Regions from separate parts of the Homo sapiens genome. Here region 2 is linked to region 1. Evidence: chromatin contacts called from ENCODE Hi-C or POLR2A ChIA-PET data. All regions are on one chromosome and are shown on one strand. Each heading gives the region's core, a stretch centred on a gene start or an enhancer-like site at or near the end of the contact. The rest is flanking DNA. Distances are from core to core; before and after follow the strand shown.

The links. A loop is a pair of places that touch in the nucleus more often than their neighbours do. ChIA-PET counts read pairs that join two places held with the same protein, here RNA polymerase II (POLR2A). Pooled maps may share reads with other maps.
Region 2: a map of Calu3 shows a loop between it and region 1 (6-fold over the local background). The contact joins two enhancer-like sites. A Hi-C loop is called at or near these places in 16 of 168 maps with a recorded cell type or tissue (Calu3, HepG2, IMR-90 and 11 more) and 24 of 50 pooled maps. POLR2A ChIA-PET finds 5 or more read pairs at or near these places in 5 of 52 experiments (A673, AG04449, Caco-2 and 2 more).

What each region holds. Positions count from the first base shown.
Region 1 is chr6:150,815,765-150,822,785 of GRCh38, forward strand. PLEKHG1 (pleckstrin homology and RhoGEF domain containing G1) reads left to right here. Exons shown (of 17, transcript NM_001029884.3): 12 at 2,419-2,452; 13 at 3,915-4,010; 14 at 5,431-5,469. Among named protein-coding and RNA genes, the nearest start is that of MTHFD1L, 46 kb to the right of the region's middle. Within about 2 kb of position 2,156, at least 2 of the 41 ENCODE cell types and tissues checked have a DNase peak (open chromatin) inside an H3K27ac peak, as active enhancers do.
Region 2 is chr6:150,878,079-150,885,099 of GRCh38, forward strand. MTHFD1L (methylenetetrahydrofolate dehydrogenase (NADP+ dependent) 1 like) reads left to right here. Exons shown (of 28, transcript NM_015440.5): 5 at 4,684-4,808. Among named protein-coding and RNA genes, the nearest start is that of MTHFD1L, 16 kb to the left of the region's middle. Within about 2 kb of position 4,178, at least 20 of the 41 ENCODE cell types and tissues checked have a DNase peak (open chromatin) inside an H3K27ac peak, as active enhancers do.

The sequences.
Region 1 (7,021 bases), core at 906-3,405:
GAGTAAAATTATTTTAAAAGTTATTTTTAGCATAGTGTTTTGTAGGTTAAATTATACTACCCTTAAAAAATGAAAATAACTTTAAAGAGGCAAGAAAGGCTACAATCCCCTAGGACAGTGGTCTTCAACCTTTTGGGCACCAGGGATTGGTTTTGTGGAAGATAATTTTTCCACGGATGGAGGCAGGGGGAGGCTTTTGGGATGATGAAAGCACATTACGTTTATTGTGCACTTTATTTCTATTACTACATGGTAATATATAATGAAATCGTTCTACAGCTCACCATAATGTGGAATCAGTGGGAGCCCTGAGCTTGTTCTAGCCCTGAGCAACTAGACAGTCCCATCTGGGGGTGATGGGAGACAGCGACACCCCAAGTGTGTTGCTTATGTCCAGTCTGCTCTCATCTTATTTTGGTCACTGTCACTGCAGAAAACCCTGCTTCACAAAGATAGGATGTTGGAAATGGAAGCAGGCTTTTGTGCTTTTGTGGCAATCTCAGGATATTCGCCTGGACTTTAATCCAGAATGTAAGGAGGTTTGAAGTTGTCTCAAACATACTTTTTTTTTTTTTTTTTTTTTTTTTTTTTTTGAGATGGAGTCTCATTCTGTTGCCTAGGCTGGAGTGCAGTGGTGCTGCAACCTCTGCCTTCCCAGGTTCAAGCAATTCTCCTGCCTCAGCCTCCTGAGTAGCTGGGATGTCAGGCACACACCACCACGCACAGCTAATTTTTGTATTTTTAGTAGAGACGGTTTCACCGTGTTGGTCAGGCTGGTCTTGAACTCCTGACCTCGTGATCTGCCCGCCTCAGCCTCTCAAAGTGCTGAGATCATAGGCGTGAGATACCACGCCCGGCCTCAAACATACTTTTAAGGCCACCAGATGCAGCTGTACAATTGAAGTACATCAACTCACTTGCCACGATAAAGCCTGCCACCAGATGCAGCTTAATTGCTCCTTGACACTCACTGACAGGGTTTTGATATGAATCTGCAAGCAATTGATTTATTATGGTCTCTGTGCAGTCAAACCTCTCTGCTAACGTTAATCTGCTCCTCAGTGCTAGCATCACTGCCTCAGCTCCACTTCAGATCATCAGGCATTAGATTCTCACAAGGAGTGCTGCAACCTAGATCCCTCGCATGCATAATTCACAGTAGGGTTCACACTCCTATGAGTATCTAATGCTGCCACTGATCTGATAGGAGGCAGAGCTCAGGCTGTAATGCGAGCCATGAGGAGCCACTGTAAATCCAGACGAAGCTTCTCTCGCTTGCCCACCACTCACCTCCTGCTGTGCGGCCCAGTTCCTAACAGGCTACGAACTAGTACTAGTCTGTGGCTCGGGGGTTGGGGACCCCTGCCCTAGGAGAGTGGGTGGAACTCACCAGTTGAGCTGATCATTGAATCCTAATGACCATTCTGAAAGAGAGGCTCCCTGATCCCACTGTCCAGTTGAGCTCGGAGAGCACCCACCTAGTGAAGTGCCTGAGCTGGGATCACAGACATTGTCCTTCAGGGCCGTCTCACTCTGGGAGATTCTGGGGCACACAGAAGAGATGGGAGGTGCAGGGAGTTGGGGAAACAGAGAGACTTAGCTCATGATAATCACAGCATTCTGCAGGAGGAAAGACAACAATGAGAGGAAACTTCCAGCAGCCATTTTGCAATTAACTCAAAATAGTTACAAGGCCATAGTGTCATGGTGAGGGCTGGTGATAAAGATACCAGGCTCCGTGCCTTGAGCTTTTGAGTCAGTAGATCAGGGTTGGGTGGCAAGAATCTGCATTTTTTTTTTTTTTTTTTTTTGAGACGGAGTCTTGCTCTGTCGCCCAGGCTAGAGTGCAGTGGCTCAATCTCGGCTCACTGCAACCTCCGCTTCCTGGGTTCAAGCGATTCTCCTGCCTCAGCCTCCCTGTTAGCTGGGATTACAGGCACCCGCCACCATGCCTGGCTAATCTTTGTATTTTTAGTAGAGACGGGGTTTCACCATATTGGCCAGGCTGGTCTTGAACTCCTGACCTTGTGATTGTGATCTGCCCGCCTCAGCCTCCCAAAGTGCTGGGATTACAGGCGTGAGCTACCGCGCCCAGCCGAGAATCTGCATTTTTAATAAGCTGGCCAATGAGTGCTGATGATCAGCCAGGCTTCGGAACCAGCCTCCCTCCCTCCTCTTTCACAGGATTGGGGGTGCAGTCTTAGCTCCGGTGCCTTGATGGTGTAGCAGCTATTACCCACTTGAGGGCGCTCATCTGCTTGAATTCCCTGCACTGTGTGTAAATGCTTAACATAAATAGCGAGTTTTTAAACGTTTTTAAAAATCTATTTATTCAGGTGGGATAAGATCTGTGTTGAGATTTGGAGTTTAAAGAAAAAAAAAGCAATTGGAATTACAGCTCTACTTTCTCTCTTTCAGGCCAAGCAAGCAATCCTTGAAATGGATGCCATTCGTAAGTTTTATTTCCTTAAAACAATTTGAAATTTCATTGTCTGTTTGTATCTATCACATTTTCTATCTTAAAGTTCATGAAAATGTCGATTGTTAGAAAATAGTATCTCTCTATTCACTGTTTTCACAAATTGGGTAGACAGTATAATCCCTTCTAAGCACATTGACTTGTTTCTACATTGGTTCTCCCAGGTTTATCTGAGTCCCTTGATGGCTGGCCACTGTTGGGGTTTCTGCATCAACTAACAATGTCAGTTATGTCTCCAGGGTCAACTCTACCCCTACCCCTGCCCCAACCTCTACCACCACCAAAAACCAGAGCTTAACAATGCATTTCTCACTTCATCCCTAACAAAATGTTGATTATCTGCAAGAATCGCAATCACTTCGTAGTATTGGTTTTCCTGATGCAGCAGAAACTTCTAAAATCACAACCACCCCACATATGTGCATATATTTCTAGGCTTACAAAAGCAGGAGAGAATAAATGTTACAGGTCCTTCCTATTAAATAAGACCTTATTCAACAGCAGTTATCACATCTTTGTTATTTTTCAGATTAAATAGAATAAAAAGAGAAAACAGTGGCTTTAAATGCAGTCAGGTCTGCTGGAAACTTGTACTGAAAACACTTCTACTTTACTTAACCCTTTCATAAGACCTTACTTCGAGGAATCAAGTGCAAACGTTGATTCCCTTCCCTCCAGCCTGGCACTTGTTAACTCCCCAGGGGGAAAAGCAGCATCAGCAAAGTGGAAACAGGTGCATTCCCACCATCGCTGCAGCTGAGGCTCCCATCTCGCATCCAACAGACCCGAGAAATGATGCCCAGAGCTCCCCAGCGGAGTGCTAGGCTGTATTCTCTAGACATCAACATTTTACCTGCAGAAATTGCCTTCGGATTTTTTTTTTTTTTTTTTGGCCGGGTGTGGTGGCTCACGCCTGTCATCCCAGCTAATAGACTCCTAGAAGTCCCAATGTAAACAAAAAGCCCTGAGATACATATACAGCAGCAATTATGGGAGGAGGATCATATCCATGTCAGATGAAAAAGAATAAATCCATATAGGCCGGGCATGGTGGCTCACACCTGTAATCCCAGCACTTTGGGAGGCCGAGGTGGGTGGATAACCTGAGGTCAGGAGTTCAAGACCAGCCTGGCCAACATGTTGAAACCCCATCTCTACTAAAAATACAAAAATTAGTCAGGCATGGTGGCACGCGCCTGTAGTCTCAGCTTCTCGGGAGGCTGAGGCAGGAGAATCACTTGAACTTGGGAGGTGGAGGTCAGCAGTGAGCCGAGATCATGCCACCGCACTTCAGCGTGGGTGACAGAGCAAGACTCTGTCTCAAAAATAATAATAATAATAATAATAAATCCATATAAATCTACACTAGCCATAACCATTTTCTGAGAAGCCCCTGACACCACAGTCCCACTGATGCACGTGGTTATCTTTACAGATCATCCAGGCTTCTGTTACAGTCCTGAGGGAGGGACGAAAGCACTGTTCGGCTCTAAAGAAGGTTCTGCTCCATATCGGCTGAGAAGAAAATCTGGTAAGTAAGATGTTGTCATAAAAATTTAATTCTAATGGGGGACTGGCAATGAAAGTCCCTTTGAGTCTGACAAAAGGGAATGTTCTGTCTGGTTTCTCAGCTCACTGCCGGTCTGAATACATTTGCGGCTGCCTTAAGATGGGACTCATGAGCTTTTGATCTAAAACTCTTTTCTCTGTAATCCTAGCACTTTGGGAGGCCGAGGCAGGTGGGTCACCTGAGGTCAGGAGTTCGAAACCAGCCTGGCCAACTGGAGAAACCACATCTCTAGTAAAAATATAAAAGTTAGCCAGGCGTGGTGGTGTGCGCCTATAATCCTAGCTACTTGGGAGGCTGAGGCAGGAGAATCGCTTGAACCCAGGAGACGGAGGTTGCAGTGAGCCAAGATCGTGCCACTGCACTCCAGCATGGGCGACAGAGTGAGACTCTGTCTAAAAAAAAAAAAACCTCTTTTCTACTTAATGTTTCCCAGTGACTATCAAGCATGCCAGTCAACTAATTTTGCTTTGTACATCTTACCATTGACATGCAGATACTTAAGCTGTATTTGCTGTTGCTAATGAAAAATCACGTCCTATGAGTGACACACACAAAAGATTATCCAAAGCTAAAATTTTAATTCATATTTGCTGCACCAGACTCCATGAACTATTGTCTTAGTTCAGACAGGTTTGGGGTTTTATTTGAAGCAGTCTTTATTCATTACCCACTTTATGCTTTGCTAAGGACTAGGAATGCAAGGATAAATAATCCACGTGACTCCTGCTTGCAAGGAGCTCATGGTGCGAGAGACAAAAAATGCAAATAAGGCCGGGCGCGGTGGCTCACACCTGTAATCCCAGCATTTCGGGAGGCTGAGGTGGGAGGATCACCTGAGGTCAGGAGTTTGAGACCTGTCTGGCCAACATGGTGAAACCCTATCTCTACTAAAAATACAAAAATTAGCCTGGCATGTTGGCAGATACCTGTAATCCCAGCTACTCGGGAGGCTGAGGCAGGAGAATTACTTGAACCTGGGAAGCAGAGGTTGCAAGGAGCCGAGATCGTACCATTGCACTCCAACCTGGGAGACAAGAGTGAATCTCAGTCTCCAAAAAAGAATGTACAATTGAACATCATCAGCTTATAGGTGTTAGTGAAGCTGAGGAAGCTGCTCTGCTACTGACAGGACTGAAAAAGTCAGATTTTGCTTTTCTGTTGGGTGACTCCTGATAACACAGCATAACATTTATTCTACCATTTTAGCAGAGTGAATGTCTTGCTCCTGTGTATCTCTGAGCAATGGGGATTTTGTTAAATTTGATACAAAAGTTATAGAGCTCTGTTAATCTGTCAATAGGCTCATAATCCTCTTATAAAGAATAAAGAAAAAGGTTTGATTTGGTTTTGCCAATGATGCTGGCTTTGTTTTGTCTCCCAGAACCTTCCTCACGGTCACATAAAGTTTTGAAGACCAGTGGTAAGTCGTAAAATATATTTTCCTGTTTCATTCTTGTTGATATTCACTAAATCAAACCACACAAAAATAAATAAATACCAGATAAATTACATATTGACAGATTTGATTTGATTACAAAAAGATTAACTTCTGTAAATAAAAGTGTCCCATTATAAAATATATAGTCAAAGCCAGGCACAGTAGCTCACGCCTGTAATCCCAGCACTTTGGGAGGCCGAGGCGGGCGGCTCTGTTGAGGCCAGGACTTCGAGACTAGCCTGGCCAACATGGTGAAACCCCGTCTCTACTAAACATACAAAAATTAGCCAGTCCCAGTGGCTCGTGCCTGTAATCCCAGCTACTTGGGAGGCTGAAGCAGGAGAATCGCCTGAACCTGGGAAGCAGAGGTTGCAGTGAGCCGAGATCACGCCATTGCACTCCAGCCTGGGCAACAGAGTGAGACCGTGTCACAAAAAATAATAATAATAAAATTTAAAATAAAATATACAGTCAAATGACATAAAATACTTGTAATATATTTGACAGGCATAAAAAGATTATTATTCCTATTATATAAAGAAACTCCATACATCAAAAAGAAAAGACAGAGGACTCTTTTATTTTTTTTTTTATTTTTTTATTTTTTGAGACAGAGTCTTGCTCTTGTTGCCCAGGCTAGAGTGCAATAGCGCGATCTCGGCTCACCTCAACCTCTGCCTCCCAGGTTCAAGTGATTCTCCTGCCTCAGCCTCCCGAGTAGCTGGGATTACAAGCATGTGCCACCGCGCCTGGCTAATTTTGTATTTTTAGTAGAGATGGGGTTTCTCCATGTTGGTCAGGCTGGTCTCGAACTCCCAACCTCAGGTGATCCACCCGCCTTGGCCTCCCAAAGTGCTGGGATTACAGGCGTGAGCCACCACGCCCAGCCCAAAGGACTCAAAAAAAAAAAAAAAAAAAAAAAAAAAAGAATAGGGCAGTTTCACAAAAACACACAAACTGGCAATAAAAATTTTAAATGGCCATCCATATTCATAATCAGAAAATCCATACATTTAAATGAAATAAATAGAAGGGAAAAAACTATGAACGTGGCCAAAACATATAGAAAAATAGTCACTCCAAAACTGTTGGTGGGAGTAAGTTTTTGCAACGCTTCAGGGGCAAAATTTGGTAATAGTCGTTTGAATTTAAAAATGTACATATCCTCTTAACCCAACAGTTTCACCTGCAGAGATGTACTTACCCACATGCAGACGGATTTATGTGGGAGTTTGTTCTTTGCAGTATTTGTAGCAGGACACTCTATAAAAATGCCCATGCAGTTGGAAATATACTTAAAGAAATTGTAATACATCCATACACACAATGGAATATTCTACAGCTGTCAAAAATAAAGAAGATCTCTACCTGTTCACAAGAGTGTCCACGTATATTTAGCAGAATATACAAAGTTGCATATTGAATCCTTATTTTAAAAGTGAAACAGGCTGGGCGTGGTGGCTCACGCCTGTAATACCAACACTTTGGGAGGCCGAGGAGGGTGGATCACCTGAGGTCAGGAGTTCGTGACCAA
Region 2 (7,021 bases), core at 2,928-5,427, 64 kb after region 1:
AGCGTCATCTAGTGGAAATTGTCAGGCCGAGGCGAGGAAACTGGACCTTGGACCACAGATCCCTGTGCCAGGGCCCGGCCCTTCTGTGGTTAGCTTTTCTTCCTACTGGCTTCATGTGACAGAAAACCTCAAATAATGGAATCTTAAATAATGTACAAGTTTATTTCTCTCTCTCTCTCTTTTTTTTTTTGAGATGGAATTTTACTTTTGTTGCCCAGGCTGGAGTGCAATGGTGCCATCTCGGCTCACTGCAACCTCCGCCTCCCAGGTTCAAGCAATTCTCCTGCCTCAGCCTCCTGAGTAGCTGAGATTACAGGTGCGTGCCACCACGCCTGGCTAATTTTTGTATCTTTAGTAGAGATGGGGTTTCACCATTTTGGCCAGGCTGGTCTTGAACTCCTGACCTCAAGTGATCCACCCTCCTTGGCCTCCCAAAGTGCTGGGATTACAAGTGTGAGCTACTGTGCCCGGCCTAGAAGTGTATTTTTCTGGGACATGAATAAAGTTTGGAAGTAGGCAGTCCCTGGTTGGTGATATCACCAAGTCGCAGGAGCTCAGGCTCCTGTCCCTCTGCTCTGCCGCCTTTGTGGTTTGGTTAACAAGCACTTTGTTCTGATTGATCAGTGAGGCCCAGCAGGTCTGCTAGTCATTTGTGAGACAAAGAATGGGAATTTGTAGAGTTTGTATCTGGCCTTGTGCTATGTAAACAAGGGGGCATTGGTGAGTCTTATTTGAGTCCTATGGAGAAGAGCAGTTCTTTGCAGTACACAGAGGCTGCAGGGATTTGTTAACCTTCCCTCTTTTCCAGGATCACAGGGCTCAGGTAAAGTTCGTTGTCACCAAGAAGAAAAAGGAAGGACAAAGACAGGCCCCTGCTGTCTTTAAAGACATTTCCTGAAAGTCACAGTTCTACATCCATCCCGTTGTCCCCTACTTAGTTGCCTGGCCAACTGCAAAGGAGGCTGGGAAGTGTAGTTTTTATACCAGGAAGCCTTAGATCATTTATTAGCAAGCTAAAAACCAAGAGTTTATTACTAAGAAGAGAAAGGAAACTATATACTGGGCGATAAGTGTTTGCCACACTTGCCATTGTAGCGTGGTACAAATATGAAGTGTTAAATATGTAACAAATACCTATGATACCAGCAGTGACAGCATGCAAAGGAAGTTGTTGTTCATTTGCACGATACCCACTGTCTGCAGCAGAATTTGCTTTTCTTTCTTTTTTTTTGAGATGGAGTCTCGCTCTGTCAGGCTGGAGTGCGGTGGTGCAATCTTGGCTCACTGCAACCTCTACCTCCCGGGTTCAAGTCATTCTCCTGCCTCAGCCTCCCAAGTAGCTGGGATTACAGGCGCCCGCCACCATGCCTGGCTAATTTTTTGTGTTTTTAGTAGAGACAGGGTTTCATCATGTTGACCAGGCTGGTCTTGAACTCCTGACCTCAGGTGATGGCCTGCCTCTGCCTCCCAAAGTGCTAGGATTACAGGTGTGAGCCACTGCGCCCAGCTGGAATTTGCTTTTCTTTAGGTTGTTTTGCCACTGGTGTTTTTTTTTTTTTTTTTTTTTCTGAGACGGAGTCTCACTCTGTCACCCAGGCTAGAGTCCAATGGCGCAATCTCCTCTCACTGCAACTTCCACCTCCCATGTTCAAGTGATTCTCCCTGCTCAGCCTCCCAAGTAACTGGGTTTACAGGCACCCGCCATTATGCCCAGCTAATTTTTGCATTTTTGTAGAGACGGGGTTTCACCATGTTAGCCAGGCCGTTCTCGAACTCCTGACCTCAGGTGATCTGCCCTCCCTGGCCTCCCAAAGCGCTGGGATTACAGGTATGAGCCACCTCACCTGGCCTTGACACTGGTATTAATAGCCCTTGATTTTCGTCGTTGTTGTTTATAATTGACACATAATAATTGTGCATGTGTGTGGGGTACAGTGTGGTGTTTCGGTACTTGCATATGTTGTGTAATGATCAAATCAGGTTAGTTACATTCATCACCTAGAACGTTTATCATTTCTTTGTGGTGATAGCTTTCAAGATCTTTTCTAGCTGTCTGGAAATATACAATACATTGTCATTAGCTTTAGTCACTCTACTATGTAAGAGAACACTGGAATTTATTCCTCCTATCTAAGTGTAACTTTATACCTACTGATGGACCAACCTCTCCCCATTTCCCCTCCCCCATCCCTCTCCAGCCTCTGGTAACCACCATTCTATTCTCTATTTCTATGAGATCAGCTTTCCTAGATTGCACATGTAAGTGACATCCTATGATATTTGCCTTTCTGCACCTGGCTTATTTCACTTCATGTTATGTCCTCCAGGTTCATCCATGTTGCCACAAATGACAGGATTTCATTCCTTTTTATGGTTGAATGATACTCCATTGTGTATACACACCACACTTTCTTTATCCTCCATTAATGGGCATTTGGATTGGTTCCATCTCTTGGCTACTGTGAATAGTGCTGTAACAAACATGGGAATGCAGACGGCTTCTCAGCATAGCGGTTTCAGTTCCCATGCGTATATACCTAGTGGTGGGAATGGCTGGGTCATATGGTAGTTGTTTTTTTAATTTTGTGAGAAATCTTCATACTGTTTTCTCTAATGGCTATATTAATCTGCATTCCCACCAACAGTGTACAAGAGCTCCCCTTTCCACATATCCTCGCCAGCATTTGTTATTGTCATTTTTGATAATAGCCATTCTAGCTTGATATCTCATTGTGGTTTTGATTTGCATTTCCCTGATAATTAATGATGTTGAGTGTTTTGTCATATACCTGCAGGCCATTTGTATGTCCTTTGGGAGATGTCTGTTCACGTCTTTTGCACATTTTTTATTTGAATTATTTGTTTTTTTGTTATTAAGTTATTTGAGTTCCTTATATATTCTGGATGTTAACCCCTTGTCGGACGCATACTTTGCAAATATTTTCTCCCATTCTGTAGGTTGTCTCTGCTTTGTTGATTGTTTGCTTTGCTATGAAGAATGTTTTTAGTTTGATATAATCCCACTGATGTATTTTTGCTTTCGTTGCCTATTTTGTTGAGGTCCTATCCAAAAAAACCTTGTCCAGACCAATGTCATGAAGCATTTCCCCTGTGTTTTCTTCTAGTAGTTTTATGGTTTGAGACCTTATATTTAAGTCTTTAATTCCTTTTGAGTTGATTTTTATAGAAGTGAGCGATGAGGGCCTACTTTCATTCTTCTGCATGTGGATATCCAGTTTTCCCAGTGCTATTTATTGAAGAGGCTCTCTTTCCACAATGTGTGTTCTTAGTACCTTTGCCTTGACTTATTTTTTGACAAGGAATCATTTATTCCGTATTTTTCTTTGGGAAAATTCTCATAGAGTGAATTTGTATGGTGTTATATTGAAAAAGAGTAGGTACCTTAATTTATTAGTTAAGATTTGTGTTGGCATTTGTTGCTTCTACCAAATGCTTGGTACAGGTGGCAATAGTTTCCTCGCTTCATTCTGGTCTCTGCTTGGACATCGTGGCCTCTGACCACCCTCCACCCATCATCACTCTGTTAGCCTTTTACCCCACTGAACCTTTATTTTTCTGCATGTCATTTATTCTTTCCAGTGATTTTATTATTATTATTATTTGGAAGGGAGGAACTTCCCTCCTCCACTAGAGTATAAGATCCACGAGGACAGTTTTGTTTATAGCTGTATTTCCTTTACTTAGAACTGATACAGAGTAAGTGCTCAAACCATTTGTTGAATGAATGAAAGAATGCCAAATGAATGAAACAAAGCTTTCTTTCTGATTTTGTACCTCAAATGGTTTCCCCTGCCACTGCACAGGTAGTGATTTTTGCTAGGCAATGAAACAAAAATGGTAAACCAACCCTTCCCCAGAGCCTCTGAGTGAGATCTATATGCAAAGATAAGTATCTTCTCACTTGTGAGCAAATATTTTTGTTAAGTGAGATGAATCAGGATCTTATCTCCTGGCATAAAATAGACAGAGAGGACAAAGCATTGCTTATTTAGAGACACACCCAGACATTTATTAGCTTCCCAAAATGTAGCTTGGTCTTTTTCCTAAATAGTGAATTATTTTAGTGTTTCCCATAAAAGGAGCTGTGCATGCTAAGAATTTTTCTAGCATAAGCCTTTGGAAAGGCTTCTTGTGTGTCATTGAGGTCCAGATAACCCGAGGGCCTCTGTGACTGCTTGGACGTCATGATTAGTGAGCTGTGTTGAACACATTGTGTTTGAAACGCACAGGCTTAGCTGGGCCAGATTGGAATGCTTCAGATTCATGCTTCCTGTCCTTCCTGAAAACTGGCAGTGTGTTTGGCTTAAAGTATGCTTGTTGACAGAGAAGTGTCCTTTGTCTATCTAAACCTTAATAGCTGTTGAGCTTTGGTTTTGTTCTGTTTTGTCTTTTTCTGGCACAGAGTAGAGCCATAGAAAGGCAGAGAAGTCACTAAAAAATTCAGCCAAGCCTTTTAATTTTTTTTTTGAGCCTTGTACACATGATGAAAAGAAAAAAATAGGCTTTTTATTATGCTTTACACCAAGTTTCCAACAAGGAGCAAAACAACAACAAACTATAACAGATGCATTTTCATGAATCCACTTTTTATATAAAGCTTCCTTTGTTGGGTCTCATTTTCACAAAACTAATTTTTATTTTGTTTTTTTGTTTTCTCTTTAGATTATAGATGAAATCTTAAAGATCAATGAAGATACCAGAGTACATGGCCTTGCCCTTCAGATCTCTGAGAACTTGTTTAGCAACAAAGTCCTCAATGCCTTGAAACCAGAAAAAGATGTGGATGGGTAAGAAAATAAAATCAAATAATCAACCTTTATGGCTAAATCACTTTTTCTATTGTGCCTGCTTTTATTTTTCTAAATTTCTTCTATTTATTTCAACTGTGTCAGTAATTGGATAAAAAAATCATTTTAAATATTTCAGGAGTCTATAGGATTTTTTTTTTTTTGAGATGGAGTCTCGCTCTGTTGCCCAGGCTAGAGTGCAGTGGCGTGATCTTGGCTCACCACAACCTCCATCTCCTGGGTTCAAGCGATTTTCCTGCCTCAGCCTCCTGAGTAGCTGGGATTACAGGCATGCGCTACCATGCCTGGCTAATTTTTGTATTTTTAGTAGAGACGGGGTTTTACCATGTTGGCCAGGATGGTGTCTATCTCCTGACCTTGTGATCCACTCACCTCAGCCTCCCAAAATGTTGGGATTACAGGCGTGAGCCACCGTGTCTGGCCATCTGTAGCCTTTTAAAATTCTGCATGCAAAAGTTACATATTTTGGAAAATACATTAGCCCTTTTATAGTGCTTCAATGCCATATGATCTTACACCATCAGATTCATTTAATAAATTCCGGTCTGACTTATACAATCTTTAGCCAGCTCTATTCTTCTAATAGTTTTTTCCTTGGTAATTCTACCAGACCAGAGAAGAAAACTTAGAAACCTGATTCCCCAGCAGTACCATATTCTGTCTTAGTCCCAGGCCAGTTGAGAAAAGCAAAATAAATACTTTTCTTAATGACACAAGGTTTTATTTGAAATTTGGAGGGGAACATCATAACTATTGGGTGCTGTAATGTTGGCCTGTGATTCATGTCATGGAGTGACATAAGCTTCATAGAACAAAGGATACCGGCCGTCTCCAGTGGGGGATAAGCATGCTTCCTGGGGATTAAAACCCCATTTTCCTCCATGGAAATATAGGAAGTGTTTTGTACTGTGGCCAAAAAGAACACAATGTGTTAATGGTTATAGGTTGTAAGCAGATTTATAAAGTTAGATTCCAGATCCGGTAGACCCTGCAGGGGCTGGATGGGGAGGCTACCACCTTCCTGAGACACCCAGCAATCTTCCATTCTAGCCTTTTATTGTGACTTGAGTAGACCCAAACACAGGCTGAAAAGGTGTCATGAACACCTCCAGTCCTGGCTGGGCACAGTGGCTCACACCTGTAATCCTAGCACTTTGGGAGGCCAAGGCAGGAGGATCTCTTGATCTCAGGAGGTCAAGACCAGCCTGGACAACATAGTGAGACCTCATCTCTATTTTTTTTTTTTTTTTTTGAGACAGAGTCTCACTCTGTTGCCCAGGCTGGAGTGCAGTGACACGATCTCGGCTCACTGCAAGCTCTGCCTCCTGGGTTCACACCATTCTCCTGCCTCAGCCTCCCGAGTAGCTGGGACTACAGGTGCCCACCACCACACCTGGCTAATTTTTGTACTTTTAGTAGAGACGAGGTTTCACCGTGTTAGCCAGGATGGTCTCGATCTCCTGACCTCGTGACCCGCCTGCCTCGGCCTCCCAAAGTGCTGGGATTACAGGAGTGAGCCACCGCGCCTGGCCCCTTGTCTCTATTTTTAAGTAAATAATTAAACATTTTTTTAAAAAACGACAATCTCCAGTCCTGTCGTAGACTAACTGTAAAAGGAGAAGAAGCACTAATCCATGAGAAAACTTTCAGAACTTGAAGGTCCTAGGGCATAGTTTCAAGTCTTTCATAAAAGGAGGGGAATTCATGCTGAGGCCCAGCCAGGAAAAACCAACCAAACAAAAACAACAGAGAGTAAAAGGAGAAATTACGAAAATGGTTCTAAATGTCTCCATTCTGTTACTGAGATTGACGTGCTCAGTTTAGGCTAGATAGCTGTGGAATGTTTTGTCCTAGATTTGAACAGGGAAAGGCACAGAACCCTTCAGAAGTGTGTGGTCACTCATTTTTTCCACTGCCCCCCACCCCGACTTCTCAAGGAGATAAATATCGAGGTCAAGTTGAAATCAGACCTGTGACCTGTGCCTCAATCCCAGGTCTTACTGGGTCACTCCAGATTTATAGGATTGGTTCTGGGTTTTGAGTGGACTGCAGGACCATGCTTCTGTGTAACTCTAGGGATGCTAGTCCATTGGGGTCCATTGAAAGGAGCTCCCTGGAGTTGCGAAGTGAAGCCCTGTATGGCTTTAGGCTGTGTCCTGGTATATTGGCAGAACCGGAACACCCAATGTCAG